2 separate regions of the Homo sapiens genome follow, and region 2 is linked to region 1. Evidence: read pairs that join two places in POLR2A ChIA-PET (ENCODE). Cell type or tissue: K562. All regions are shown on one strand. Each heading gives the region's core, and the rest is flanking DNA. Links, peaks and the distances in the headings are about the cores only.

Region 1 (15,607 bases), core at 4,812-9,811:
ACCTGGGAGGCAGAGGTTGCAGTGAGCCGAGATCATGCCACTGTATGCTACTCTGGGCAACAGAGTGAGTGGGACTCCATCTCAAAAAAAAAAAAAAAAAAAAAAAAAAGACTGAGTACACAGTAAATAGCATTTAATATTTGTTGAGTGCATGTTGGACCTAAACAGACAATCTAGGTTTGACTCTCAACCGCATTTTTGTGTGAAAGACGGTGCCCTTCCACAACTTGTATTCTTTTTTGCACAGATAGAGTTAATAACTTTTGTCTTTCAGTGTTATTTTTATTTTTATTTGTTTTTAGAGACAGGGTCTTGCTTTGTCACCCTGACTGAAGTGCAGTGGCATAATCATAGCTCACTACAGCCTCAAACTCCTAGGCCTAAGTGATCCTACTCCTTAGCCTCCTGAGGAGGGACTACAGGTGCATACCACCATGCCTAGCTAATTTTTTTTTTATTTAATTTTTTGGAGATGGATCTTGCAATGTTGCCCAGGCTGGACTCAATCTCCTGGCCTCAAGTGATTTTGCCTCAGCCTCTGGAGTAGCTTTCCATGTTACTGAGAGGATCAAAGGAGTGTATAAGTGCTGAGCACAGTTCTTGATACATAGTAGGTACTTGGTAAATGTTACTTGTCACTGAATCTGATTCGTGACTTCCAAAACCATTTTATACTTTATCTTGGCTATCAGGTGTGCAGTAGCTTTATTGCAAAGGCTTTTGATGTGCCTGTGGACAGGGTTATGTTCATTAAACCAAATTCTCTTCTAGTAGTTGTTCTGTTTGAATCCAGATTTCCAAAGGTAAGAGACAAATGTAGTTAGTCTGCTTGAGTGATATTCACAGGGAATCTGCTGTTGCTTCATGTTATTTTCATCTTTCTGGTAATCTCTCTCCTGAGAGCGTGTCTGACTAAGTTCTTGCCTGGCTGATAATTCTCATAGAAATAAATCAGTGAGTAATTTTAATGCAGGCTTCTTGAAGGGCAGTCTTAAGACATTTCTGATGCTTCATGTAATGTTAGATAGCATCAAGAATTGATCTGTTAGCTCCCAGATTTATGACTTTGTTCACCAGGGTTTGCTGTGGGGTTCTGGGTTGTATAAGAACCCTAGTTAGCTTGCTGCTGAGTGAGCTCAGTGTATGGTCTCATGAAATTCATTCAGTAGAGCTGCTGTGAGTGCTCATGATGTACCAGGCACTGTGCTAGGCCCTTAGGAACCATAAGCTGTGCTGGTTGCTCAAGCAGCATCAGTCAGTAAGTATATATTGGGTATTGTCTTGGTCTATTTGGGCTGCTATAACAAAATACCGTAAACTGGGTGGCTTATAAACAACAAAAATTTATTTCTCACAGTTCTGGAGACTGGGAAGTTCAAGACCAAGGCACCAGCAGTTTTGGTGTCTGGTGAGGGTCTGCTTCCAGGTTTGTAGATAGCTGTTTTCTCACTGCGTCCTCACATGGTGGAAGGAGTGAGGGAGCTCGCTGTGTCTCTTTTTAGGACACTAATCCCAAGGGCCCCACCTCCAAGTACCATCACATTGGGGATAGGCTTCAACATATGAATCTGTGGGGGGATATAAACATTCCATCTTTGGCAGGTAACTGCCATATGCCTAGCTCTATTCTGGGCACTAATGGTGTTCACAGACTCAGTGACTACGAGTTCTGGTTGTTACTTCACATTTCAGTTCACCTACAGAAGGGTAGATTTCAGAATCTGATCAGACCTTAGAGAGGACTTAGCTCAGTACCTTGTTTGTTTCTACTTAGTGACAAGTGTGAAGTCCAGATGTTGGACAGCTAACTTGAAGTTAAGACAGGCACTCCAGGTCTGTGATTTTCAGTCCGGTGTTCCTCCAGTGCACCTCAGGTCTTCCTGTGGGATTTACGACATTGCTGACAGAGTCGCATGGTCACCTGTTACCCTGTATATTATTAGTACAGAAATGACTTATTTTCTTTCTGGAAACACCACTCTCATTCTTTTTTCTATTCCTGCTAACTCAAAATAATAGTAGCTGCTTTTGGAAGATACTGACATTTTGCTGATTCACCAGCCTGGCTCCTGCCGGGGAGAAGACTGACACAAAAAACGCTGCTCGACATCGGCATATTTGGGAAAGGCAAGGGCACAGATGTTCCAAGTTGTTAAGTTCTGGTCTTTAAAAAGGGAAAAAACACATCCCCCTATAATAACTTTGACAGATTGCCATTTCCCTCCTGTTTTCTGAGAGCTAAACTGTTTTTTTTTTCCTCTTGTATGCCAACCTGCACCCAACTGCCCTAATGATATTTTTTAAAATCTGATGTTTAATTATGTCTTACATCAAATTTAAAGTGCATTTGAAATTTTTTAAATTACCTTAATTTTAATTAGAGGCAGCAAATAGGGGTAAATGTCATCCTCCTCAAAGTACGATTTTTCTTGAAAGTGATTTCAGGAAAGGGCAGGTCCTCTTGACTTGCATCTACCATATCCTCTGTTGGTCGTAATGTTGCTCTCCCTGCAACATTGCACTCTGCTGCTTGTCTTATCTGTGATCTATAATAGAAATTTTTCTTCAGGAAACGGTTGTTAACAATTTACTGTTGTACAGCTGTAACTGCCCAAAACACCTTAGCATGAATAAACAATTTCATGGCAGTCATGACTTAAATTTTTAATCTTTTTTAACTCTTCATTTATCAACCAAGACCATATATGGCTGGTTATGTTCCCAGCAAGCACAGGTCATCTTTGCTTCATCCTCCTCTGTGAAAACATAAACTGTAGGGATTTTAATTCAATCAGAGCCTGGTTTGTTGTAACCTTAAGAGGCAGAGGATGTGAGAAAACAGCTTGTGCCTCATCCTTTCAACCGTGAGAAGCAGCTTCAGAGTTTATTCTGGCGCTCTGCATCACTGCTGCTGGTGAGGGCTTGTCAGCGCTTCTGTGCCTCATCTGCCCCCTTGAGAGGCTGGAGCCCAGCTATCGGTTGGCTGCAGAATGGATTCTGATCTGTGAAGAGCATATCTTGGGGGTGGGGAGCACACACCTCACATGGTTTTGGAGGGTTACTCTAAATGCAGTCGGAGGCAGCAGAAGGTGGAATCCAGCAGCTGCTGCCTTTTCAAAATAATGCTTTTTAAACACTTTTTCCTTTAAAGTAATTCATTAAACGTGTTTAGAGCTCCTTTCTTGTGAACCTTTTAGAGTGTTTCTATGGAAAAATAAAACCAAAGGTACATTTAAAGATATTTTCTTAAGGTATTGCTAAAAAATCCATTTTTGTGGACTGCTTTAAGCCAGATTTACTCAGTTGGCCCAAAGGAACAAGGAGGAATAAAAGGGAAAAAAACAAACCACAACAACGATCACATGGCACCAAATTGATAAATATTCTGTTTTTGTATGTCTTTTGCCATGTTCTTAATTTGAGTGGTCAGTTGAGTCCCTTCTAAAGTTTTTTTGGTAGATCACTGTTATTTACTGGGTTCTTCCTTTGTATGCTAAGTGTGTTGGATGCTAATAAAAAATAATAACTCCAGTTTAAAGCAAAAACTCTCAAATTACCACCCTCCCCCACCATGGTGTGTGTGGAAAGTGCCTTGGGAACAGTATGCTCAGGAAACACCACTGATTGGAGCCCTGAGAAGGTGTGGGTCATCTCTGGCTTGGGGGTGTGGGGAGTGGAGATGGGTAAGCTTTTGACAGACATGGAGATTAGCATGCATTTCAGGTTTATTTTTGTAGTCTCTCCCTTTGCAGTGGAAATTGCCATTCCTCCTACTCCGGATGGAAGCTGATGTGGTCTTGCTGGCTGCCCATGTAGTCACTACAAATTTATCAAGGTATCGGGTCCATGGCTTAATTAAAAAAAAAAATCATGACTACTGCTTCCCAGCTAAATGCCTTTATTCTTTAATAATAATAATAATAATAATCCAGTAATCTAAACCCAATTTATTCAAAGTCAGCTTTCTCTCCACCCCTTTGTGAGACAGAAAAATGAGGTCTCATTGTGATGTTAACTTAAGGCACCAGTACATTGGGTTGCATGCTAATATTTAAGCAGGGAAAAATTTTTAAGTGGCAGAGTAGATCATTGTGCTGATGGGGCAGCTCTTTTTGGTGTGGAATAATTTAGGGAGTGGTCATTAACACTGTTCTTTTCCAAATGACTGTTTAGTTTTCTTCTGATTCTAGAAAACCAGGAGAACTTACAGAGTTGTCAAGTGAGTTTTGTGAAGAATTACTGTGGGAATTCGGAAAATACGGAGGAGACAGGTTTTTTAGACCAACAGGGATCAACTGAACTTGAGTAGTCTGGGTCTGAGAATACTAAAGTGGAACAAACTGACTGAGACTTACCGTGTTATCCCAGAAGGTGCGTACAGTAGTCAAGGGTGCCTTGTGTTACAGACCCAGTGCTAATGAGCAAGAATAGGGCTGGGAAGGATTTGAGCCCCCTAAGGGGCTTTCTTCTAATTGGACTGGGAGGGAGTTGGTATTTGCTCCATTGCTGTCCCGTAAGCACTGTCTAACAAGACTTACATATTTTGAGCTGTTATTTTGCTAGGAGCTATATTTGTCTTGATATTTCCAGAATTAAAATTACATTTAGAAGAATTTACTTCTTTTTCTCATCTGTCATCTGACTTCCTTGATATGTATTGATAAGCCACTTATTTTTTGGAACCAATTAAATGTGCTCTGAAGATAAACATCTTAGGTTAAAAGTGCCAAAATGGCAATGTAGAAGAAGGATCTTTTAATGTAACTTGAAACAAACAGACAAACACACAAAACCTGGTACCACATTAATGTAACTTTTGGTCTTGTTTATGGGTTTTAGGTAAAATCTATGTCCCTGGAAGATTAGGGTGGTTGTAGCCTGCCTTGGACATTTCCCCTGTGGCATGTTACTCCCCACTGGCATTTAAGAAGGACTTAATAAATGTTGAATGAGTACATTTTCTCCTTCATATTAGTTTGATCTAGGATGGGGATAAGAGTCCAGGTTCATTCTAGGTGGCTTTGTGCCAGCTGCTTTAAAAGGAGAAAAAGACCATTTTGTCTGTTTTGAAATTCATCTGCATTAATTGAGCTATATCTAATTACTGTCCTAGTCTAGAAATTAAAGAAAAGATATTTTTTAACTCACATTTATTGCATTAATCAGTTATATTCTCTGAATCTATACTGGTTTATTTGTCTTAAGAAAGCCTTTTTGAAATGACTTTTAAAAAGCCATCTGCTTAATACATCTTATTTCTCTTTTTTTTTTTTAATAACTTTGTTCCTTGTGGAGTCATCTCATTGGAGATTAATGAGATTAATGCTTAATTTCTGTACCAAGACTCTAAGTGGGATATGGCTCCAAAACAAATATCCACAGCCAAAAAATAGAAGTAAACACCACTCTTTTTTTCCAAGAGCCATTGTGTTATGGACCATTTCGTGCCCAGCTGGTCTTTTCTGGTTTACCTATTATTACACTAACTTATTGCCCCAGTAGTGGACAGGTACAGAGGGAGTGCGTGGGTGGCCTTTCTACTCGACATGACAAAATAGGCTATCAAAAACTGTGTTTTAGTAATTCGCAGGGAGACAGGCTCTCTCTTTTCCTATTATACTTGGACAGAAGAGCCTTTTACCTTGTGAAATGAAATTGTAACTACAGAGGAAAAACCTATCACCCATGCCCAGAGTCTGCTTGTGAAGAAATGCTGGAGGGATAGCCAACCATGCTGAATTTTCTCATCAAGATTGAGAGTTTGTCTGTCTTTAGTTTTGATTCTCATTCCTCTTTCTGGTCTTCAAATGACCTCTGTCTCCTGGGTCATATTGTATTACTCAGGAGTTGATGATGACAATTACAGACTTATTACTGCCTTGCTGAAATGCTATTTTGTGAAAGTTGGGAATTTATATAAAATCAGTTAGTGGTAGGATTGATGAGATGTTTACCAGGCCTGGTAGGTAGCTGATTTCTTGTTTGACTTCTCAACTGAGGCAGGAAAGTAGGCAAGGAGATACCACTGAAATATGATAAGAAACAAGTTTTCCTGGAAAAGCCATTTATGCTCTTCTATAAAATCACTTTTGTCTAAAATGTTTCTTATTTTTTAAGTTTCTAGGTTTCATGTGACACATTTGTGAACATGGTATAAGACTAATCAAAGAAAAATGTGATATCTGGCCCACAAGACCTTAGAGGCTGAAAAAGGACTTGATCAATCTGAATCTCTGTGGCATAGCTGAAATATGAAATTAGGTCTTCCAACCCATTGTGACCCGGAAAGGGGGGACCATGCTCTTGTTAGCTTAAACTTCAGATTTTAGAGGCTTTTGGAAAAATGAAGGCAATAGTGAGCGCTTTGGGCATTCTGTGGGAAGACAATCTGTATTATAGTGCTTTCATAGTTCTTGAGTATTTTAACTTCCTTGGCCTTTGACATACCTGATCTCATTTATTCCTTATAGCTACTCAGTGGAAGAGGCTGGGCAGAGACTATTACCCTAGTTTTACAGATGAGGAAATTAAGCTGTAGGGAAATAAAGGAGCTTGCACAAGATTACATGGCTGGTGATAATTTTGGGACCATTCAGGTCACTAAAGATGTGAGGCAAAGATGAATATGACACGACCCCAGTTTTACAGATGAGGAAATTAAGCTGTAAGGAAATAAAGGGGCTTGCACAAGATTACATGGCTGGTGATAATTTTGGGACCATGTGAGGCAAAGATGAATATGACATGACCCTTGTCCTCAAGCTTGCATTGACTCTTCATCTGTTGGTCTTTCAGATATACTCCACTTGTCTTTTTGAGGCTACTGTTTAATAATCATCACATACTAGTTAATAAGTTTATTAACTAGAATTTAATCATGCATGGTGTTATTCAAGAGATGTAATGATAACACTACTTATTGCATTATTGCATGCTGATTTAGATCCTTGTTCTATAGACATCTTATTTATGTATTTATTTATTTGCTTTTTTTTTTTTTTTTTTTTGAGAGACTGGGTCTCACTATGTTGCCCAGGCTGGTTTCAAACTCCTGGACTCAGGCAATCCTCCTGCCTTGGCCTCCCAAAGTGCTGGGATTATAGGTGTAAGCCACCGTGCCCAGCCCAGTTGTCCTGTAGACATCTGACTCCACAGTGGGTGGATGGGTGGATGGATGGATTTAGGTGAATGTTGCTATGCATATTAAATAAGCATTTGAATGGATTATGAACTTTTCAAGAGAATAAATATGGGAGTTTCTTGGAAGAGTGGGGAGGTGTTAACATTTTATTCTTTTCCTTGAGTCTTTTACTAATTTATGGTGGAATTAAATGATAGTTCTTTTCTCTGTGGTTACAACAGGGTCAATAGCTAGAATTAACCTGAATGTAGCCGTGTTTAAACTGAGTGTATATCCCCTTATGCATTAATATGAAGTATAGTTGGCAATAGCATTGTTATTGAAATCAGATGGACCTAACATTCTCCCTTACTATTGCAGTGACCTTTAGATAACTTTTTTTTTTTTTTGAGACAGGGTCTCGCTTTATCACCCAGGCTGGAGTGCAGTGGCACAATCTCAGCTCATTGCAGCCTCCAACTCCTGGGTTCAAACAATTCTCCTGCCTCAGCCTCCTGAGTAGCTGGGATTACAGGCATGTGCCACCACACCTGTCTGATTTTTGTATTTTTAGTAGAGACAGGTTTCACCATATTGGCCAGGCTGGTCTTGAACTCCTGACCTCAAGTAATCCGCCCACCTCGGCCTCCCAAAGTGCTAGAATTATAGGCATGAGCCACCACAGGCCAGAGATCTTAACCACTACTAGCTTTACCTTTCTTATCTGTTAAATAGTGCTTACACCGAATCTTATAATGCTGCTGAAAGAATTCCAGTAGCATAGCACCAGACATGATGCTGTGACTTTTAAAAATGGCGGCTATTATTATGACAACTTTTAATTTTAGAGAGGGAGAACTACTAATTCCTGCTAGTCAAGGGTAGCTCTAGGGTTTCTAGGGGTTAGTTTGCTAACCTGGTTATTTTTGCTGTTTTTTATTATAATTGATTCAAATAATTTGTGTGTTTCGGTTTACTCTGTATCAGGCATATATGTTGACTCTGTCAACAGCTTTCTGATTATTTTTTAGATGAAGATGCTAAGCATGAAGGACTTTTGTCCAAAGACCTTTAAGCTCTTTACTCATATTAAGTTTTGGGTAAATATCACCTTTAAGAGTGAAGGAGTAAGACACAGAAAGCATAGTTAATTATTCGTGATGGTCAGCTGGTCAGTTAGAGATGAGTAAAGCAAACCTTCAAGTAATTTTTCTTTCAGCAAAAGACCTGCATGTAATACCCAGAACATCAGTCATCAGCTAGCAAGTCCTGTCATTCTTGTTCTTATATTCTGCATCTTTTATTTTTTCTTTTAAGTGAAACTGCCCTGATTCTGACCTTTGTTGAATCTTCTGGATTCTGTTGTATGTAGTAGCTTTGGAATAGGTCTTTCTCCTTCAGGCCTGGCTCCCACAACTACCCACACATGCTGTCCACATGGTGGCTCCTGTGTGCCACCCCCGTCCCTCATGCTCACCGTGCTTTAGTGCGTCCTGCACACAGCTTTTAGCTTATTCTTTCCAAATACTATTTTCTTCAGCTAGTTACAATTTTCTCTCCCTTTTCCACTTCCTTCCCCTCTCCTCCAATCCTTTCTTCTCTTCAAATGCCTTTGTACATTCCAGTCTCTCTGCTTTTATTCCTTTGGTTTTGCTTTCTAGTCTCCCTGTCCTCATATTTTTAGTTGCCTGTTTTCTGAGCAGTCTTCTTCTAGCAAGTCATAACTAATTCCCCAGCTCCATCTGATTGCTCCTTTTCAGGACGCCTGCAGTTCATATTGTCTGTGTGTATTCTTCATTTGTTACATGTTGGTTATGTCCTGTGGTGTATGGTTTTTAAAATTGTTTTAGATTATCTATCTTTCTCATTTTACAGATGAGGAAACTGAGGCCCAGAATGAAGAATGGATTGGCCTTTATCATGTTCAGTACTTTAGTCATCATGGGCATTCAATAAATGCAGTTTGCTGGAGCAAGGTGTCTGTTTCTCTCTCTCTCTCTCTCTCTCCCCCGTTGTGTGTGTGTGCACCCGTGTGTGTATGTGTGTGTGTGTGTCTGTGTGTGTGTGTGAGAGAGAGAGAGAGGGAGTTTTAAGGTGAGGGAAAGGAAACTTATAAGTTTAGTTCTGCCACCCAGTTTCCAAATATAACTCTTTCTCTCCTTCATGTTTTCTTTTCTTTATACTTCCCTTTCTTTTCTTTTCTCTCTCTCTCCCTTTCTTTTTTTTTTTTTTTTTTCTTTGAGACAGGGTCTCACTCTGTTTCCCAGGCTGGAGTGCAGTGACACGATCATAGCTCACTGCAGCCTCGATCTCCTGAACTCAAGCAAGCCTCCCACCTTAGCCTCCCAAGTTTCTGGGACTACAGGCATGTGCCACCATGCCTGGCTGATTTTTTTTTTTTCTAAATGTTTAGTAGAGTCAAGGTCTCACTATGTTGCCCAGGCTGGTTTCAAACTCCTGAGCTCAAGCAGTCCTCCTGCCTTGGCCTTCCAAAGTGCTGGGTGTTATTACAGGCATGAGCCACTGTGCCTGGCCCTGTACTTCCCTTTCCTTTTCCTATTTTTGCACAATTTTAAATTCTGTATTCTTCCTTTTATATTCACAGCAGTGTGACATTTGAAGGGACAGAGGTTGGTGGGGACTAGCCCAATTCCATATAAATTTTTCCCTTTGTTTTCAACCAATTATATCATGTCCTGATCTCTGAAGACTCCTTGGTGAACATCAGCCACCTCTTCTCAGAAATTATTACTGCCTTCAAAGGTGAACTGTACAAGGTAGTTAAGATTATACTGAGTTTCAAGAATTTAAATTATGAGATGAGGTTGAGGGTGTTGGCCTATTTCTCACTGGAAGTGACTTCCCAGGCGATCTATTTAAAATTTTGAAATCTGTGAAAATTCAGTGAACCTGTGGACTAAGCAGCCAGGAAGGCAGCATAAGGCAAGAGACTGAGTGAGTCAGTTAACATTTAATGAACACCTGCTGTGGGTAGAACCTTGTTGAAGAGATGTTAATAAAACTGGAGTCTATTAAAGGTAGATGGTGATAAAGCAATTGATGAGGAAACGGAAGGGAATCAAGGATTAAGAAAAATACTGGTACCGTTTCAGTATGTGTGTTATACCCTTAACATTTTTCACATGTGTCCATAGCTGTGGTCGATTTGCTTCAGGAATTAACAGATATAGACACCCTCCATGAGAGTGAAGAGGGAGCAGAAGTGCTCATCGATGCTCTGGTAAGTTGCACATCCTCTGGGGTTTTGCAGGTTTGTATAAGTTGTTGGCATTGCCACCACCATCGTCTCGGAGAGTGGCCACCAGGTGGAACTCCACGGCAAGGCTGGAGTGTGGTGAGGCTGGAGTGAATAAGGAGAGTAAAAAAGTAGAGATGTGGCTGGGGCAGTGCTTTATGCTTTGGGACTGTGTCAGGTAGAGGCCTCGCCCTTATTAAGTCTCTGCTGTGGGCAGGGCCATTTCTCATTCTTCTCACCACATCCTCTCACATGGGCATTATTGCTATTATTTCCATTTACAGCCATGAAGCTGTGACTTAGGCCAAACAAATGGCCCATGGTCACACAGCCAGGATTTGAACCTGTGGTCTCCTAGACTCTATGTTTTCTGCCCCTTTCTTCCCTCCTCTCTTTTGTTGCTACTGACCTTTTTACAAAGAGCTTTCACAAATGTTTTTCTCATCTGGACTTTCTAATCCCAAGTGCCAGTGAGAACAGGTATTATTATTATTACTTATTTTACAGATAGGTCATCAGAGAGGAATTGGAGAATGTCGAAAATAAGAACAAACTTTATAGCTCATTGAGGCCAGAATGGCATTCCCTGCCTGTAGACGACAAGGCAGTTGATTTCTGCCATCTTTTGAGGAGCCTAGGCAAGGCCTCAGAATGTTCCTTAGCTATTGATCCACACAGCAGCTAACCCAGAGGAGTTGGTCTGTGAGGCGCAGCTGTGACCAGGTGCCAGCTAGGCAAACTGCCTTACATGTGAGGAAACCCAGCTGCAGAAGTGAAGCCTCCCGCTGGGTCGCTCAGCCCGTCCTGTGACAGCTGATAAAAGAGACTGCATGTTCTGATCCCCAACACAATTCTGTTTCCACTGCCCCAGATTCCCCAGTTCACTGGTGATCAGAAAGGGCCACAAAGCTGCAAAGGCACCCCAGCTGGCCAGCGGCAGAAGTGCATCTAGTCCAGCCCCTACCCTGATACCACCTGTGGAGCTCTGTCCACCTGCAGAGCTGTATCCCTCCTCAAGGCTCTGTGGATTGTTCTTCTTCTGTTGTTTCTCTTGTCTTTTCTCTCTGGTAAGAATGTTAGTATTGGTTTTGACTCAGTTAGCAGTTGATCAAAGATTACTCCAGCCACTAGTATTAGAAGCACCTGGGCTGCTTGTTTGGCTACTTTCTAGTCCTACCCAAGACCCACTGAATCAGAATGGCTGGGCCTGGGGTCCCAGATGATCCCGAAACCCCACTGCTACACTGCCCACCCCCTCCTCACCCTTTCTCATAATGTTCTCGACACTAGAAATTTCCCATGTGCCGTGCTTGCTGTTGGCATTTGGTGTGAATGAAGGGGTTGTGAACCCACTGGTTATGAAGAACTGGCTCTTACAGAGAGTGAGGCTAGTGTCCAGCAGGGCCATTTATGACCGAATATAATGAAAATTTCTATGGCCATTTTTCTTTCAGGCTCCTTTAGAGAGCAAACTGCTACTTTTGTAGAATTCAGGGCATTTATTTTTCGTTTGAACCACTGTGCAGAAAGAAGAGGATGATGTTGGGATGTCGTTTTGTTTTGAGGGGCGTCTGAGGAAAGACTGTGGCACTTGCTCCTACTCTGTGTCCCTGCAGTGTCGTTTGTGCAGTCTTACCTTCCAGAGGTTAATTACATGGCCCTGAATGAGCCTTCCTGCTTGGTCCCTGGGCTGATTTTAATTACCATCCTTTGCCTGTCTGAATAGGGAAGACGAGAGAGGAACAGCTAGCCTGGCTGTTGCATGTAAAACATACCCAGAAACAGCAATTCACTCAAAAGCCCCCTTTGTTTTTTCTGTGTTGTCAAGCCCACTGACAAAAGCTGCATCTTGGCAGATTTTATTGTTTGTTTGGAAAGAAACAGTTCACCCTCAGTCTGGGGAGCCACTAGGTAACTGCTATACAGGATGTTCTGTTTGTTTAGTTTAGTTTTTATTTTTATTATTATTATATTAGTTTAAGATTTTGACTCTTACAGGTTTATCCTGGTGGGGCTGGTAGGAATCACAAGCATTGAACATTCCTGGACTCCAGTAGATTATTTGCTTGTCTGCAACCAGTCGGAAGTCATCAGTAAATATCAGAGAACAGAACCAGCGGTGGTCTTCCATTTACTTTTTTTACTCTTGGCTGCATTCAGGAAGAAATTTGATAAGTACTCTCATATTACAAGGGTTGAGTTGTCTTTGTAGTTTTAATTTGAGGCCAATATCTGAGGCCTAGAATTGCACGAGCAGAGGCTAGAGGGCATGTGGCAGAATTTATTGTGGTGTGCAGTTTGCAGTTATTGCTTTGGTCTTTTTCCCAGTTGGAAGTCCTAAGCAATAGGATGGCACATTTGTGGGGAAAGAACACTGTCCTGGCATTCTCAGGGATCTTCGGGGTTTTAAAATTTGGTTCATATCCACTGCTGTTACTTACGCAAAAGGCAAATATTTGTGCTTTGTAACAAGTTGATCTGGTAGCCTGGAAAATGGACTCTTTTCTGAAGAGTGGTAAGCGAGAGGGTATATTGCTTTGATGGCAATTCTCTGGCTTACCTCTCCAAAGATGACTTTGGACTTCTTGAGAATGATGATTAAATTACAGTCATTTTTCTACTTGCCAGTCCCCAAACTTGCCATGTGCTAGGTAGTCCCATGCCTTCGCTCATGCTTTGCCTTCCACTTGCCTAGCCTTGCTTCTCTGGGGCTACCTGGAATACTACCTCTCATCCCTTTATCTCTTCCCTTTTGAGTTTTTTCCAGACTCATCACCTCAGCAGGATGTGTTGTTCTAGCACTTTGTACATTCTGGCACTTGTCACATTGGATTATAGATGTCTGTTTATAAGTTTGTCCTTCCTGAGGTGTGATCCCCGTCAGGGGAGTGGTCAGAGCAGTGACTTTGTCATTTACCAATTCTGTGTCCTTGGGAAAGTTACTAACCTCTCCATACTGTTTCTTTCTCTGTAAAATGGAGATAACAGTAGTGCCTATCATACAGTACCAAAGTGATGAACAAGTGAGATATTTAATAAGTCTTTAGAACAGTCTGGCACAGAGTAAACACCTGATAAATGTTGGCCATTATCATTATAAAGGTACTATGCCTGGCAGATATTAAGCATTTAGCAAATGTCAGGTTAAAATTGTATGTATCATCTACCACACAGTGAGATGTCTGTGAATATTGAGTTCACAAACATTTTTTTCAGTTTAAAAAATATTTCAAAAACATTTTGAACAAACACTCAATAAAACCACATTTGGATGGGGTGGGCCTAAATAAGAAATGAGAGGATAGAGCTTTAGTTTAAAAAAAAAAAAAAAGGAAGAAGTAAGTAATGATAATACAAGGCAGAACATTGAAAACAGCTATGAGAGGGGCAGTGTTCTGTGGACATGAAGAGAGAGTGCTCGCTTCTGATGGAATAATCAGGAAGGGCTGCAGAGATGCAGGCATCGGTGATGGCCTCTGAAAGGGGGCTTTAATATGAGAGCATATGGAGGTGTCCCAGCCAACAGAGATGGAAGTGTGGCTGGGTGGTGTAGCTGGCCAGTGTCTAGGAGCCAGCATTTGCTTTATAGAAACGCTTTATAGAGTTCCACAAAAAGTGGCTTTGATGTGGACTGCCAGGGGACTACCCTCCATACTCATTCCTGCACTAAATTAACTCTACTGAAATGTTAAACTTTGAAGCCCTATCTTGGTTTGCCTTGGACTTGGTTGGCAATGGATTTGTGCTGCCCAGGTGAGGCTGAGGTTGGCCAGGTTTATGTTGCTGTAAGGGTACTTACTATGAAAATTCCTGGATTCTATTCCTTCCCATTTCCATTCATGTTCTCACCTTCATCTGTATTTGTTCCAAAGCAAAATTCATTTGTTCATTTGTTCACTAAATGTTTATTGAATGCTTGATGTGTTCCTGATTGTAGGAACCAGCTATATAGCTGTGAGCAAGCCTGACAAAGCCTCTGCTTTTGTGGAGCTCACAAGGTATGAGTGTAGGGAGAGACAGTAGATACATAAACAAGAAAACTATCAGAGAGTGGTTCTCTGTTTAAGAGAATTAAAATAGAGTGATGTGATGTAGAGTAGCTGGGAAGTCAGGTTGGATTAAATAGTCAGGCAAGGCCTGAGTTCTGGAAGAAACCAGCCATTCAAAATGATCAAGAGCAGGATGGGAAAAGGGCAGAAGACCTAAGGCAAGACTGAGGTTGACATATTCAAGGAACAGAGAAGGGGCCAGTCTTGTTAATGTGCAGCTGGGGCGAGGGGAGAAAGCAGAGTCAGGGCCAGACCACGCTGGGCTCTGTGGGCCTTGGTGAAGAGGTTGGGTGGCATTGCCAGGGTGAAGGGAAGTAATTAGAAGATATAAGCAGGGGAGTGGTGTCATAGCCTGACAGCATTTTAAACAGAGCATCTAGCTGCTGTGTGGATAATGGACTGGAGGGGCAAGAATGGAAGCTAAAAGGTTACAGCTAGGATACAACAGGCCTGAGTTTTGCATTATGACCATGTTACCATATTATTCTCAAAACTTGTTTGATCAAGATTCAGTGGGTGTGGGGTTTTATTGTTATTACTGTGTTTTAAATATGAAATTCCTGAAACTCCTAGTAGGCAGAAAAATCCCAATCTCATTCTTGAGAAAGCTTATTGGCAGATCGTACCAGATAGAAAAAGAAGCCTCCTTCAAACCCTCTCATCTGTCTCTTTTTTATTTCCTCCTCTTCTCTTATATCCATCCTCTTTGGTCAAGTGGAAGATGATGTGTGATCATGCCCTTGAACTTTAACTCCCGGAATATTGTTTGGGATGCCTGCTAACAATCAGAAATAACAAATGACTTAGCAGAAAACATCACACCCCAGACAGTCCTGATTTCCAAGGCAAGGGTTGCCCTGGCTGATGCTTTAATCCCTAAGCAGGATTTGTTTTTAGTTTCAGACTTTGTCACAGGTCCAGAAAATTGAAGGTAGACCCAAGGGGTTAGAGGGAATAGAATAGAATGCTAATATGTACTTTTACTGAGCGATATCCAGAGCTATGCATAATATAAATATTTTTTGAAGGGTTTTCTGAGCTAAATGTATTTTGACTGCTTTTGGCCTTCCTGCAATCAGATAAAATTGCATTTAACCCAACTAAACATAAAGTTTCACAGTTTGCAAGCTTAAAAAGGCTGCCTGTTAGAAGTTGGATTTCCGTAGCAAGAAGAAAGATTTT
Region 2 (15,607 bases), core at 6,422-11,421, 130 kb after region 1:
ATAATTAGATGGTAAGAACCTAATCACCCCATAAAGGCCTTCGATGCGTTGAGGATGAGGTTTCAGCATGAGTTTTGGAGGGGACACAAACATTCAGACCTTAGTAGCATCCACGCCATGTGTGTTGAGTGAATAAATACATGAGGGCGGAAGTGAAGGGTGTGGCTAGGAGGGGAATCCAAGCATGGAAAGGTAAGTTGGGACCTTTCCACTGAGGCCTCAAAGGCAAGACCCCAAGGAATTTGGCTACAGTGGGGGCATTAGGGCGACTTGCACCTCTGTGGGAGCTGGGGTTCTGGGAAAGGTATGAAGCGACGCAGCCACGGTGGATGCCATGCCTGGGATCCACTCCTGACTCTATCTTTGTCCCCCTAGAGTATGCAGAGAACATCGGGGACGGCCGGAGCCCGGAGTTCCGGGAGAACGAGCAAAAGCGCATCCTGGGCTTGCTGGAGAACTTCTAGAGGCACCTTGGCCCTGCGCATCATGGACTCTCTCAGCTTCCCTCCCAGGATCAGTTTCTACACAACTCTGTGTGGCTTTTGGACAAATTAAAGCTAGTTTTGGTATCCCCGGGCCAGTTTTCTTTGTAGTTAAGCTTCGCCTGCTGACCCTCCCTGCCCCCTCCCCACAGCAGCTACTTCAGGACTCCCCCAGGGAAGGCACATGGGCAGCCTCACTCCGCCTGCAAGAAAGCTGAGGCTCAGAGGGTGTAGCAGTGACAACTTCGCCACTGTGGCTACGCAGGTGGTGCTGCTGTGAGGCTGGACTGGGGACCCGCCTAGAGTCTAGATGTGGGACCCAAGGCCCTGGCCTCATGCTCCAGTTCCCTGGGGAGGCCAGCCACACAGCACAGCCCTCAGAGCATGCAGAGCCCTGCCGCGTGTCAGACCACTCGGGTGGGGGCTGCATGGAGAATTACCAGATCCCAACGTGGGCCCCACCGCAAAAATAGCATCCAATCTCTCAGTGAGGCCCTGGCATTTGGGCTGTTTAAAGCTCCCAGTGGTTCCGTGCATCAGGGTGAGAGCCACTGCTTTAGAGTGGACAGGTTTGGGTCCATCTCCCCACTGCATCATTACCAGCTGTACATTTTGTTTTGGTTTGGGTTTTGTTTTTTTTTTTTGAGACGGAGTCTCCCTCTGTCGCCCAGGCTGGAGTGCAGTGGCGCAATCTCGACTCACTGCAAGCTCCATGTCCTAGGTTCACGCCATTCTTCCGCCTCAGCCTCCCGAGTAGCTAGGACTACAGGCGCCCGCCACCATGCCCGGCTAATTTTTTTGTATTTTTAGTAGAGACGAGATTTCACCGTGTTAGCCAGGATGGTCTCGATCTCCTGACCTCATGATCCACCTGCCTCGGCCTCCCAAAGTACTGGGATTACAGGCGTGGGCCACTGCACCTGGCCGGTTTTGTTTTGTTTTTCTTTTTAAGACACAGGGTCTTACTTTGTGGCCCAGGCTGGAGTGCAGTGGTGCAACCACAGCTCACCGCAGCCTTGACTTCCTGGGCTCAGGCGATCCTCCCACCTCAGCCTCCTGGGTAGCTGAGAGGGAGGTGCCACCACATCTGGCTGATTTAGCTGTACATTTGGATAAGTGACTTTCACCTTTCTGAATCTCACTTCTTAAACTGCACAGTGGGGCCAATAATACCCATTTGCTGCTGAGGATGGCATGCTCAGCAAGCCTGCAGCGCAGTGATGAAGGCACAGTCGTGGCTTGGTAGCTGCTGCTTCCTTTGGTTCTTCCCACACACATTTGTGACTTCAGAATTGTGATTTCAGGCCAGATGTGATGGCTCTCGCCTGTAATCCCAGCACTTTGGGAGGCCAAGGCGGGGAGGATCTTTGAGCTCAGGAGTTCGAGACCAGCCTGGGCAACATGGTGAAACCCCATCTCTACAAAAAATAGAAAAATTAGCCAGGCATGGTGGCACATACCTATGATCTCGTCTACATGGGAGGCTGAGGTAGGAGGATTGCTTGAGCCCAGGAGGTCAAGGCTGCAGTGAGCTATGATCATTCCTCTGTACTACAGCCTGGGCAACAGAGCAAGACCCTGTCTCAAAAAATAAAAAAGAACTGTGATTCTACTCATTCGACATAGGTGATGAGAAGGTTGGTTTCCCCCTCAGAAGTCAGCAGTGCTTTAGCATGTTTTTAATCAATCCTCAAAGAACAGAGTCCCCATGAGTGAGGAGGCAGAAGAGTGGCCAGATGAAGAAAGCAGCATTTCATTCCAATGCATTGTGCAGCCCAGGGTCACAGACAGGCTGCTGGGGATGCTACACGCCTCGCACTGTGTCCCTGCCCCTCTTGCTGCTCCCTAGACCCTGAGGGACAGGGCCCCAAGCGGCCACTGCCATCAGGCCAGAGTTGACATGCTGGGTGAAACCTGTTTGCCATCCCAGGAAGCCACCGAGAGGTCCCTGAAGAAGATGGCACCTGCTCTGTGTCCAGCCTTGGGCTGGTGACGGAACAGAGAGTAAGGCAGGCCCTGCCTGCTGGTGCTCACTTGCAGCCTGGCGGGAGAACAATGCATAACTGTAAGCGTCCCCACAGAGAGGGGCAGGAGAGCGCGACAGGGCCTGTCACAGGATCAGATGGCGGTGCCGTCACTTTGGGTCTAATTCTTCCTTGACTTTTCTGTAACTGTAGTAGCTGGCACATATCGAATGCCCAGTGGCATTGTTATCCCCGATTTATGCAAGCTGAGGCTGAGGGCTCAGAGAGGGTAAGTAGCTGCACAAGGCCCTGTGGCCAACAAGCATCAGAACGCACATTCTAGCCAGGCCTGTCCGACGGCGCAGTTCACACCCTCTCCCGCTGAGCTCCTCTACCTGGAAGGGTCACACCGTACCGGCTGACGCCGTGCTCCGATCCTTTCATCTGTTGTGTGGTTTAATGAATTCACAAAAAATAGAGCATGTCCAGGTGTAACTTAGAGAAGCAGACTTCTAGAGCTAAGATCGGTACTTTAGACATCATCAGTCCTTCACCTTGATTTTCTTTTTCAATTTTAATTTTAACCAGGTAATGCTTGCAAACGGTATAGGAGTTCAAAATTTAACAAAAAGCGAGGCAGTGAAGAGTCCACCCACTCCTCTCCCATCGCCTAGGACTTCCTGCCCCTGGAGGCAGCTGCTGCCATCTGATTCTCCTCCAGAGTTCTGTCCAGCATTTTGCCAGCCGTGTTTGGAAGCCCAGGCTACCCACCAGCTCCCAGAGGCCAGCATAGGAAGGAAAGGCCGGGGCGGCTCAGGCACTCCATGGTTGCCGCACCTTGCCCTGCTTCGCATGTGGCAGCCTCCTGAATTCTGTCCCTTTGCTAAAAGCAAGTTGGAACTCTTCTCTTGACAACTGAGGAAGCGGTCCCCTTTTCCATTAGTTTTGTGTGCGGAGGGTTAGGGGCAATGTGAGGTGTAGTCCCTTCGGGTGCAGCAGGGGAGTACGGTTCCAGGGCCCGAGGGACCAAGGAGACAGCGTAAGGAGAAAGCAGCCACCACCACTCCCTGATTTCAACGACCCAAGGCCCCGCAAAGCTTTTCAGGGCGAGGTAGAGCTCCTCATTGCTCACCCTGGGCTCTTGGGGCGTGGTCCCAGCTTTCAGGCAGCTCGCTGTCTGCCTAAAAAACCCTCTGACTCACAAAGCAGCATCTCTCCTCTGGGGGAGCTTCTTGGGCTTCCAGGAAAGGCTGCCCTTGGCCTGTGGCTCCGAACCTGACTTCTTTGCCCACTGAAAGGGCTCAGTCTAAATTTGCCCCTTCAAACAAAGCTTCTTCATGTTCATCCTCATGTCCATAGCTGAGTGGGACCAGACCATAGCATCCAGAGAGGCAGTATTCCTTTTCCAACCCAAACATGGCAATCGGATTGCCTTTTAGCAATATTCGCCAGGGTTTCTTCACAGGGGAAATAGGATTCCACCCTCATTTTCCATGGCGGCTTGCTGCTCCGTTTGTGGTGGTCGCACGCCTGGAATCAGCAGCAGCAAGATGGGCCGTCTCTAATTCACAGAGATTTGCATGCAGGCTGCGTGCCTTCCTTATCTAGGGAGACGCATTGTCAGGGCCGCTGGAAGGCATCCTTCAGTCACCCCCACGGTAGCACCAGTGCACAGGTGGCATCTTCTGCCATTACTGAGGGCGTCAATTTAGTGTCAACAGGGAGACGAGACTCGCTTTCCTAAAGGCAAGGCTTCTTGATTAGATTTCCTTACCCAACAGTAGAGGTAAAAGCAGACCCACATTTTTCAATCTGTCTTGCTCTTTGGCACACATGGAAAGTGGCTGGTAGCACAGCGGTGGGCCTTCGTTATCTGTGCTGGGGAAAATGGCAGGCGTTTCTCAGTCACCTTCTTGGTTAGGTAACACGTGCCCTTGGTGTAAACCTCAGAGGGTGCGTAAGGGCACACAGTGCACGCATCTCCCTGCCAGGTGTGTCTCCTGGCCGCCCAGCACCCCTCCTCAGAAGCCACCACGGCTCATGAGCGGAAGTACCCTTTCCCTTTCAGAGAGACTCCTATGTGTTTTCAAGTGAATAAAAATATTTTTAACACAAATGGTGGCATCGTGTCCTGTCGTGCACCTTGCTTCTCATTCCCCGTCACCACACACAGCTGCCCCCACTCCTTTAATAGGCTCACTGCATCGCAGAGCTGTACCATGATGTTGTTAATTGTGTTAATGGACATTCAGACTGTTTCCGATCTTTGGCTATTACGATGCTGCAGTGATCATCCTTGTGTAGGGCGTCATTTCACACACGTGTGAGTTTAAACTCCCAAGGAGCATTGCCAAGTCAAAGACAGTGTGCCTTTTTCATTGTGATATATATTGCCACACTGCCCTTCTTTTGTCAACTGCGTGCACGAGTGTCCTCTGCCCACACGCACCCTCACCAGCGCGCTGTTAGCTCAGTGCTTCGCCTCGGTGGGTGAACAGTGTGGCCTGCTTGTTGCTTTAATCTGCATTTCTCCTATAAGTGAGGTCATTTAGTGCGCTAGAATCGAATTATGCGTGCATCATATTAGCTAATATTCATTGAGCTCTTGACTCATTGAGCTAAGTACTTTCTTCAGATTAGCTCGTTTAACCCTCGTTCCTGAAGTGTAGGTACTTCCTTTTGTTGTTGTTGCCCAGGCTGGTCCCAAACTCCTGGGCTCAAGGAGTCCTCCTGCCTCAGCCTCCTAAGGTGCTGGGATTGCAGGCGTGAGCACCCAGCCTGACGTGTAGGTACTTGCCTCATCAAGTCCATTTCACAGATGAGGACACCAGACTGAGGGGGTCAGTGGTTTAGAGTGACAGCTGGGAATGGAACCCAAGCAGACCCCTGCTCCTAATCTCAGGGCCACCCTGTTTTCCAGCTGGTTGCTAGAGAGGGCCTGGTGAGGCTGGAGAAGGTGGCGCAGAATACACTGGGAGCAGAAGCCCCAGCAAGGCAGCCCTTCCCCCAACCCCATGACTGAAGCCCGTGCGGCTCTGCAGAGGCCCAGCGCCCTTCAGCCTGTCCCTGCCACATCTCGGTGCCTGGCTGTCATCCTCACCTGCATGGAGGCCCCAGCCCAGGTTTCCTGGCTAGGGATGGGCAGTCACACGGATGTGGCCCTGGCTGCTCTCCCATGGGAAAGGGAGGAAATCTGAGAAACATCTGGAAGCCGGGGCTTTCCATCTGCAGCAGTGAGGAGAGCCACTGTTTGGCACTGCTGCAGTGAGGATTGTTGCCTGTCCCCCCACCCCATCCACCCACCCCTGCCTGCACACAGAGCCCAGGTTCCTTCTCGTCCAGATCATCCCACCAGTCTGCTCTCCTCACCCCATGTTGTGCCTCCTTCCATACACCTCCCAGGAAGCACTTGCTGAGCATCTACTGTGTGCCAGGCCCAGGCTGGGTGCTGAGGGGTACACCGAAGTTTGAGATGCGGTTTGAGCTCTCAGCGTAGTCACACAGGGCATCACTGTAGAGTGACAGGGGGCTTCATAGAGGTGAGCAAAGGCTGTAGGACAGAGGAGGGCCCCATGCCTGGGGGACCACGTACCCTGTGTCTTGAGCAACTTTCACCAGAGTCTTAATGATGGCCGTGAGCCTCGAAAGCTAGAGGTGGAAAGTCTTTTGAGGCAGAGGGAACTGCCCAGGCAGAGGGCTAGGGCACAATAAGACACAGGGCTCTGGGGACTTTGGGGCTTTCAGCTGCCTCATTGGAGGCCCCAACTACCTTGACGTTGGCACGGCATGGGGGTTCAATGAGCTCCCGGCCATGGCAGAAGCTGACAGGCTCTGGGGTTGTGCTGGTCCAGAGTCACAGAGCTTGTTCCCGGACAAGTCCTGTGTCTACTTCCCCTAGGCTCTTTCAGTCCCTGAATGAGGGGGAAGCAGATTCCACTGCAGGGTGACAAGCAGGGCCATCCGGGCAGCACCGAGGAGCCGTAGGAAGTCCACAGCCCCTGGGGAGCAGCTGGGGAAAAGCCACCAGGGGACTGACTGACAGAGGCCAGGGCTAGAGAAAAGGCTGGAAAAGGCTCCAATCTGCCTGCAGCTCCTGGAGCCTGCTTGAGCCAGCCCCATCCAGGAAACCCCCAGGAGTGCAGGGGTGGGCACCTGCCCTCAGCCCAGCTGCTGTGAGCCACGAGCATGACCCTCACACTCAGTCTCAGTTCTTCTTCACTCAATGACAGCGAGTGTCCAGCCTGGGGAGTCCCACGTAGACCAGTACCTGTGGCTGGGTCACGGTACCCAGCCGATCCTCCACCACTCATGGCTCCATCAGTTACTAAACACCCCTCATAAGCCACATAGGGGAACAAAACAGACGTTGTCCCTGGCCTCCGGGAGCGTGCATCCTCAAGCGACAGACCAAAAGACAAACATGCAAACAGTTACATCAAGTGACAACTGAGTGTTATGAAGGAGCAACCAAGGTGCAGCGGGATGCAACAAGGAACGGGGGACCTCAGGCTGAGTGGCCTGGAAAGCCCTCTTTGATGAGGGCCTTAGAGCTTGAGCTAATCTCCGAATGACGTCAAGGAGTCAGGCAGCCAAAGAGCCGGGGAATGAGGGGGCCTATGCAGAGGCACAAGTGCAAAGGTCCTGAGCTGAGGCAGAGCATCGTCCTCTAGAAAAGAGTCCAAAGAGGCCACTGTGGCTGGACCCAAGAGTGAGGCAGAGGACGGATCTTACAGGGCCTTGAGGGCTTCAGGGGAGTTTTGAGCCTGGAAGGGACATGATTTGATTTTGGAAAGATGCCTGTGGCTGCTCTATAGAGGACACTGTGGAGACCAGCGTGGAAGCAGAGATCCAAGAAGTGTCTGGTGCACGCTGGACCAGGAGGAGACAGACACTGGTTCTTCAGACCAGGAATGGGCATGGGTTGGAGATAGGGGATTTGGGATGTATTGAGGCAGAGCCAACCAGTCACTGCAGAGAGGGGCCCCTGGCTGGCCCTGGGAGCCTTCCCCCAGCACAGAGGGCTGGGAGCAACTTCACTGGCCCCGCAGGAGTGGGGTGGAGCCAGCAGAGAGAGCTGCTCAGTATATAAATATCTTTAATGAATAAATAGAAGTGCTTTTAGGGCTGGCGGAGTCGTATCATTTCCACCTGCCGTAAAATTTCATTAGAAGCAGGCGCTGCAGGGGAGAGGAATGGCTGCAATAAATCTGCCCGCCCACCCTCAGCCCTGCCTCCACTCTGAGTCGGCTCAGCCCCACTCGCTGGAGAGTCCAGACCCAGACCCTTCTCCCCAGGCCTTCCTGGGGCCCAGGAGAGCCTGGGCCTTCCCTGCCCCACTCCCACATTGAACAGGCAAGAGGCGGCAGAGAGCTGTGGCTTGTCACTGAAAACCAGGGGCCTCACTCCCCTCAGCTGGGAAATGGGCATGACAGTTTCTGCCCCCACCTAATGCAGATGAGTTTCAGGGGAAGCAGTGTTCAACACAGGGATTCCTGGAACAGCAGAGCTGGGGCAAAGCATACCTTGCAGGTATCCAGTTTTACAAATGAGCAGAGGCCCCAAGAGAGTAGATGACTGTCCTCGGCCAGGCACAGTGGCTCACGCCTGTAATCCCAACACTTTGGGAGACAGGTGGATCGCCTGAGGTCAGGAGTTCAAGACCAGCCTAGCCAACATAGCGAAACGCCATCTCTACTAAAAATACAAAAATTAGCCGGGCATGGTGGCATATGCCTGTAATTCCAGTTACTCGGGACGCTGAGGCAGGAGAATCACTTGAACCCAGGAGGCAGAGGTTGCAGTGAGCTGAGATTGCACAATTGCACTCCAGCCTGGGTGATAGACTGAGACTCTGTCTCAAAAAAAAAAAAAAAAAAAAAAAGAGTAGGTGACTGTCCTAAGGTCACACAGGGTCTGCAGGTCTGGCACTCAGAAACTACCAAAGTGACAGCTCCAGTCTTTAGCATTAATCAAATGCTTGGCTCTATACTAAGCATTTGGCATGCACCATCTCACTGAGTCTTATTACTAGCCCATTTTGCAGATAAGAACACTGAGGCTCAGAGAGAACTAGGACCCACACCTTCCCATCAGTTAGTGACAGACACAGATGAGTATTCAGGTCTCTGCCCTGCCACAGAAGCCTTTTTCTGTTTTTTTCAAGTATGGCGGGGCTGGGATTATGTTTTCCTGGACATACAAATTGTCAAAGTGAGAGTCTTTGGAAGGACTTGGGGTAGAAAGTTCACTGAGTGCTGGCCAGGCGTAGTGGCTCAAACCTGTAATCCTAGCACTTTGGGAGGCTGAGGCAGGTGGATAACTTCAGGTCAGAAGTCCAAAACCAACCTGGCCAACATGGTGAAACCCTGTCGCTACTAAAAATACAAAATTAGCTGGGCGTGGTGGTGGGCGCCTGTAATCCCAGCTACTCGGGAGGCTGAGGCAGGAGAATCCCTTGAACCTGGGAGACGGAGGTTGCAGTAAGCCGAGATCGCGCCATTGCAGTCCAGCCTAGACCCCATCTCAAAAAAAAAAAAAAAAAAGCTGACCAAGTGCCTACTGTGTGCCAGGTAGTCTCTGAACCGAATGAAGGATGCTGTCCCTAGCACTTCATTGCATCCCTGTAGCTTCTTCCAAGGTAGCCATGCTCACTTCCATCTTACGGATAAGAAAAGGAAGCGCAGAGAAATCAAGGGATTTGCCCAAGGTCGCACAGCTTTGCCTCTGACCTTGGCCATGGCTGTCAGCACTCAGAAGAATTGGAGACCCATAGACCCCTCCCTCGGCCCCATGGCTACCTCCCCCAGCCCATGAGTGTGAGGCCAGGAACACTGGCCAAATGGACAGGCCCAGCTGGCAACATGCCAGGGCCCATGGTTATCACTTAAGCTCATTAAGCAGCCGTGACAGGACGTGGCCTGGGCCAGCTGTCTTTCCTCCCCACCCCACTCCAGCCCTCCTGGGAATAGGACCTGATGACAGGCACTGGCTTTCAGCAGCTGCAAGCAGAAGTCTCTCTGTCATGGGGGAAGATCCAAAGATACACGGACCGAACTTCCCCAGGCTGGCCTCTGGGCCCCACCTGCTGCCTGACCTCCTCCGGGCTGGGCACGTGGACCCGTGTGGTGAGTGAGCACAGGACGTGGACGCTGGAGCCAGGCTGCCTGGGCTCAAATCCCAGCCCTGCTGCTCCCCAGCTGTGTGAGTTGCTTCACTCCCTGAGCCTCAGTCTCCTCATCTGTGATATGGGGGGACCCCTCGCTTTGGAGACCTGCCACAAGCTGATGCACGCAAAGAGCTTGATCAACTATAAAGTGCTGATCCAGGCTCATGTCGTCATTACTGATATTCCTGAAATACCGTAAGATGAGACTAGACTGTTCCCCACTGGACTACAACGTGATTCGTCATTACTTATACCAGAACAACTGAACAAACCTGTAAAACATCAATCATCAGCAACCACCCAAGGCAAAGTCCCTTAGGAGCAAAGAGTGAGCAGTATGCCTATATACACAACAAGTGCTCTTTAAACCAAAGTGCTGTGGGCCTGAGCCGCTAGTGGATTCCAGCCACGGCTTCCAGCCCCCATGGATGCTCCCTCATCTGTCGGCTCACAAGGCCACCCACCTCCGTTTCTACTCCCCGGCCCCGCTACTTCCCATTTCTCCTTGGCCAATTCTGTTCCTTGCTCAGGACTAGCTCTGGGCTGGATGCAGCCCTCTCTGGGAAACAGGAGCACAAGTCCTGCCCTGGCGAGGGAGACAGATGCAGACACAACCCGCCATCAGCCAGGTCATGATGAGTACAGGCCCTGCTGCCTGAGGACGGGGCTGGTTTTCATCCGTTTCTGCACTTGGTGCCCAGCACAGGGCATGCCACCCTGGAGGTGTGCCTCCAACACGCCTGCAGCAGGTCGCTTCTGAGCACTTAGCATGTGAGCCGGCCCTGGGCAGGGCTATGGGGATTTCACAGCAAACGAGGCAGAACGCTCCCAGCCCTGCTGCCTTTGAGGAGCAGGAGACCCAGAGTAAACAGGCAGGCAGACACACAGCCAGGCAGCTTGAAAATAACAGAGTGACTGGAAGGGAGGGTGGCCACTCGGGCTGGACAGTCAGGGAAGGTCCTCGAAGGAGACGATGTCAGATTGAGAGTGGACTGACGCACGCACCAGCCGCCGGGGGAAGCTGGGAATAATATTCTAGGCAGAGGAAATAGTGAGGCAAAGCCTCGAGTGTGCCTCACATATTCCAGGAGCAGCCAGATGGGTGTGTGAGTGAGGGGAAGACGAGGGGGCTCAAAGCAGAGGTGGGATCCTTGAGACAGCTCAGTCACCTCACCTGGCCAGAGATGAAGGCCACTCCTGAATTCATTCACCCACCTCTCCCATCAGCCTTTCGTCTAGCCATTCATCCATCCAGCATGTACTGGTCCCCTCTCGGGGCAGCTCCTCCCTGGTTTGGAGGATTTGAGAGTGACTGAACTGACCCCTGCTCTCTGGAGCAGCTCATGGTCTCATGGGAGAGACCTTCATGCTAAGAGACGATCCCAACCCAGTGACGAGCACACGCAACCGGGGACACAGAGTCAGGAGGGAGGAAGAGCGGGAGGTGAGAGGACGGAGGGGTCAGCGCAGCCCGGCTCCACCTCGGGACAGTGGGTCTGCAATGTCATCCTCCCAGACAAAGGACAGTACATTATTAGTGTTATTAATTATCATTAATCTATTTAAATGGTAATTACAATTAAGAACACAGTGACAAAAATGGCACCTTGGATTTAAATGCCTCTTCTCTGGCACCGGAGTGAGTGATTTTTTCCTGAGCTCAGCCCCACACCCTGTCACAGCACAGCACATTTAGCAGGTGCTCGGCCAACCTTTAAGTTCAAATTCACAGCTCAGGCATCACAAGGCCCAACTCCCCTGTCTTACAGATGGGCAAACTGAGGCCCCAGAAGGGGAAGGGACAGGAACCAGGTCACCCGCAAGTCTATGGTGAAGGTGGAGTGAAGCCAAGAAACCCGATTCCCAAATGCCTCCCAACTCACTCCATCTCTAGCTGCCTTTATTTTTTTCCAGGAAAAAACAGCTGTCAGAGGCAGCCACCCTGTTACCGATTAAACAAGGCAAATTCTATCGGAACAGAATCGGAGGCACTCCGGACACCTAATTACACAGTCTGGAAGAGAAACACAGGCAGGGAAATAGAAATATGAACAAACAGCACCGCCAGACAACGGGGCGCCCTCCCCACCACCAGAGCTGCCACCCCTCCCCCTCAAGCCTCTGCGACAAGATGTGTCTCCCAGTCCTCAAATAAGATCCCCGCTCCCCAGGTGGAGGCTCACACACAGACCTCCCCTCTTCCCCACAGCACTGATCCAGGGCTCCCAGAGATGAATGGGGAGGCGTGGAAGTCATTTCAGGTGTCATTTCAGGTTGACAGCCAGGGCAGCCCAGCTGGGGCCCAGCGAGATTGGGCAGAGCTGGGCTTGAGCCCACACCTGCTGACCCTGGAGACGGGGCTCTGCCTGGGGTGCCTCCTGTGGGTGCTGCCTCTCTTCTGGCCAGCACACCTGGAGGTCTGTCCCCAGGAGGGTTAGTCCCATCCAGTAGCATCACGGGCAGGAAGCTGGACTTGGCTGTCCCTGCCTGCTGCGAGATTCTGCTATTGTATCTCAGGAGGATGCAAGCAGGTGAGGGCAGAGGCCCTGTCTGATTCCATTTCCGTGTTCCCCACATTGGCCGGCACCAGGGCAGACAGGAAGGAATGTGCCAGTAATGACGCTGGGCTCTAGGGAGACAGAAATGAGCAAAACAGACAAAGATCTCTGCTTTCAAAGAACTCATGAAGAGGAGATGGACACTAAACAACCTAACCAACCAACCAAAGGGAGGGAATCCAATGATACGATTTCTGATAGGAATAAATGGTGGGGTCAGACGCGGTGCTTCATGTCTGTAATCCCAGCACTGGGAAGCCAGGGCGGGCAGATAGCTTGAGCCCAGGAGTTCAAGACCAGCATGGGCAACAAAGTGAGACCTCATCTCTACAAAAATTTAAAAATCAGCCAGGCATGGTGGTGCATGCCTGTGGTCCCAGCTACTCAGGAGGCTGAGGCAGGAGGATTGCTTGAGCCAAGGAGTTCGAGGCTGTAGTGAGCCATGATGGCACCACTGTACTCCAGCCTGGGCAAGAGAGTAAGACCCTGTCTCTTACAAAAAATAATAAATAAATAAATGATAGGAGGCCAGGCGTGGCGATTCACGCCTGTAATCCCAGCACTTTGGGAGGCCGAGGTGGATCACCTGAGGTCGGGAGTTCGAGACCAGCCTAGCCAACATAGTGAAACCCCATCTCTACTAAAAATACAAACTTAGCCGGGCATGGTGGCGTGTGCCTGTAATCCCAGCTACTCAGGAGTCTGAGGCAGGAGAATTGCTTGAACCCAGGAGGTGGAGGTTGCAGTAAGCTGAGATCACGCCATTGCACTCTAGCCTGGGCAAAAAGGAGCAAAACTCTGCCTTAAAAATAAATAAATAAATAAATAAATAAATAAAATGATAGGAAGCAAATGCACAAGCTAATGAGATCGAGCAAATTGGAGTGTGGGTGTAGGAAGGTCTGTGCAAGGCCAGATGGTCCTGGAAGACCTCTCTGAGGAGGCGAGGTGTGAGCTGAGACCTGAACGGTGAGTGGGAACAGCTGTGGGAGGAGCTGGAGGAATGTTCCAGAAACAGGGAAGAGTGTGTGCAAACCAAATAAGCCAGTGGACGGATGTATCAGCCAGCGAGTAGATAGATGGAAATGCGGGCAGAAGGGGTCTCCTTCAAAGACAGGCCAGGGCCACAGCCAAGTCGGCAGGTCTTGCCCCCCTCTGCCGGGGTCCTTCACCTTGATGGGCCACAGGCCCCTCTGAGGGTCCCCAGCGTTGGGGGTGTCCTCCCTCCAGTCCCTCCACGAGTGACCTCCTCCGAGGTGCCCATTCCCTCCTCCTGGTGTTATTAGTGCACCATGAATAATCTTTATCCTCCTTCCTCCATGCTTTTTCCCTTCTTACCACCTCCTGACTCCCTGCTCACAGGCCGAGGCCTGAGAAAAAAGTCCATGGGCTTTCTGAGCCCGGGTTCCCTCTCTCTGAATGGAGAACGTGCCCGCCACGCCTGCTAGGTTCTGCCTCTTCTGGGCCGTGGGCTCTGACTCCAGCCTTCCTGTGTGTGACCTGCAACAAGTGGTCACTCTCCCTGAGCCTCTGTTTGTTTTTGTTTTTGTTTTTTTGAGATGGAGTCTCACTCTGTCACCCAGTCTGGAATGCAATGGTGTGATCTCAGCTCACTGCAACCTCTGCCTTCTGGGTTCAAGCAATTCAACTGCCTCTCAGCCTCCCAAGTAGCTGGGATTACAGGCACGCACCACCACACCCGGCTAATTTTTTATTTTTAGTAGAGACGGGCTTTCACCATGCTGGCCAGGCTGGTCTCAAACTCCTGACCTCAGGTGATCTGCCCACCCCGGCCTCCCAAAGTGCTGGGATTACAGGCATGAGCCACCCGGCTTGGCCCTGAGCCTCTGTTTCTGCACCTGAGAGGAAGAGAGCAACTACGCCCCCCACCCCATGCTGCTTCCCAGGCATTGGCTCACAATTCTCACAACTCCCTGCCGATGGGGGCATTACCTGGACCACCCTTCACAGATGCGGAGACCAGGCCTAGGAGGGACACTGTGGCTTGACCAAGGTCACATGTCCAGCAAGCGGTGCAGTGGGATTAAAAACAACTCAGGCTTTCGCTGGGTTAGACACTAGGGCTATTTCAACAAGAGTTTCCCAATTCTGGTCCCTGTCTTCTGGTTATGTAAGAGCATGTCTTTGTTGTAGAAAATACACAGTAAAATATTCAGGGATGAGAATGTATCACGAACTGTACCTGCAACTTTTCTATAGGTTTGAGATTCATTGGAAATTAAAAAAAATTAAAACATCCAAAATATAAAAGTAAACAAGGACCAGCGCTCCGTCCATGCCGGGTCAGTGCCCAGGCCAGGCACGGAGCTGGCCGGGCTGCCGATGGACACACGTTTTGTATTCACTGGCTCCTGAGGGGCGGGTGATGTGATTTTACTCCTCACTTTGCCAACGAGGAAACAAAAGCTTAGAGTCGTTCAGCCATTTTCCGAGTCCACACAGCCAGCGAGAGACAGGATGCGTGTTCCTGAGGAGCTTTCCCTAGAGAGGTGGGAGGGTCAGGAGAGAAAAAAACACGAAACGAGCTGCGGAGGGCTGGGGCCGGCGACTTGGCGCTTCGGGGCTGGGCAGGGGAGGCCTCTGGGCTGGGAGGCGGGATGGAGATGCTGGCTGCCAGGCTGCCACGGGCCAGGGCACTGAGCCACGTGAACCCTCTCCCCTGCCCTGCAGTGCCCTCAGCCCTCACTGGGAAGGGAGGGGAGCAGAGCCCCGTGGCTCCCACCCCGGTCAAGGGCTGATTGATCCTCCATGGTCCCCGGAGCTGGTCCCCTCGTCCGTACCTTGGGCTGCTGCGTGTTTTCTTGTCTCTGATTGTAAACAGATTTGACTAAAGAGGTAAATTAGAAGTTAATTAGAGAGAACATGATTGATGAGGCAGTTTGCCGTGATTGGGAGGCGTGGAAAGGATGGGGCTCCCCCCGGGTGGAGGCGAGGGATGAGGAAGAGAGGGGGTAGAATTCATAGGCCTGTGGATCTGCAGGGGTGCCCAGCACCTTAAGGGGCCAACTCAAGGCTGCCCTTTCTTCTGGACTCCATGGTCAAGGCCAGGCCCCCAGGTACGAAGCCCCAAGTGGGGCACTCATGAAACCCCATAATTAGCGACCAGGCCCCTGCTAGACTCTGGGGACAAAGCATCAACCTGTCCCTGATATGGCCAGAATGTTCATCTTAGAGCTGCAGGCTGGGCCGGGGAAGGCGCTGGTGCTTATTAAACATTGATGCTGCTCCAGGCCCCGTGCATGTTCCCAAAACCCTGCAAGGCTGATGCTGTATCACCATTTTTCAGATTAGGTAATCAAGATTCAGAAAGCTGAACCAGCTTACCAAGGTCACACAGCTAACAGGAACAGAGAGACTGACCTCTAGAGCAGAGCCTCTGCCTTTCTGAGTTCCAGGCTGTGTGCCAGGTCACGTGGT

The links. Peaks named below come from ENCODE experiments on the same cell type or tissue, not always from the same donor. Only the 100,000 strongest peaks of a DNase experiment are listed, where the experiment ranks them.
Region 2: POLR2A ChIA-PET joins it to region 1 with 6 read pairs; 2 of 35 experiments call an interaction of 5 or more read pairs at or near these places.

What each region holds. Positions count from the first base shown.
Region 1 is chr20:37,747,296-37,762,902 of GRCh38, forward strand. It overlaps CTNNBL1 (catenin beta like 1), which reads left to right. Exons shown (of 16, transcript NM_030877.5): 5 at 10,264-10,361. It overlaps LOC124904895 (a long non-coding RNA gene), which reads left to right and starts at 102. Exons shown (of 2, transcript XR_007067575.1): 1 at 102-3,835; 2 at 4,191-9,091. RefSeq lists a silencer at 2,969-3,018. In K562, for the core only: a CTCF peak has its summit at 8,568; no DNase peak of the experiment used is centred there.
Region 2 is chr20:37,871,550-37,887,156 of GRCh38, forward strand. CTNNBL1 (catenin beta like 1) reads left to right here. Exons shown (of 16, transcript NM_030877.5): 16 at 376-569. The coding sequence ends at 464. Among named protein-coding and RNA genes, the nearest start is that of VSTM2L, 24 kb to the right of the region's middle. RefSeq lists enhancers at 4,951-5,451, 5,452-5,952. In K562, for the core only: no CTCF peak of the experiment used is centred there; a DNase peak (open chromatin) is centred at 9,362; H3K27me3 peaks cover 4,238 bases.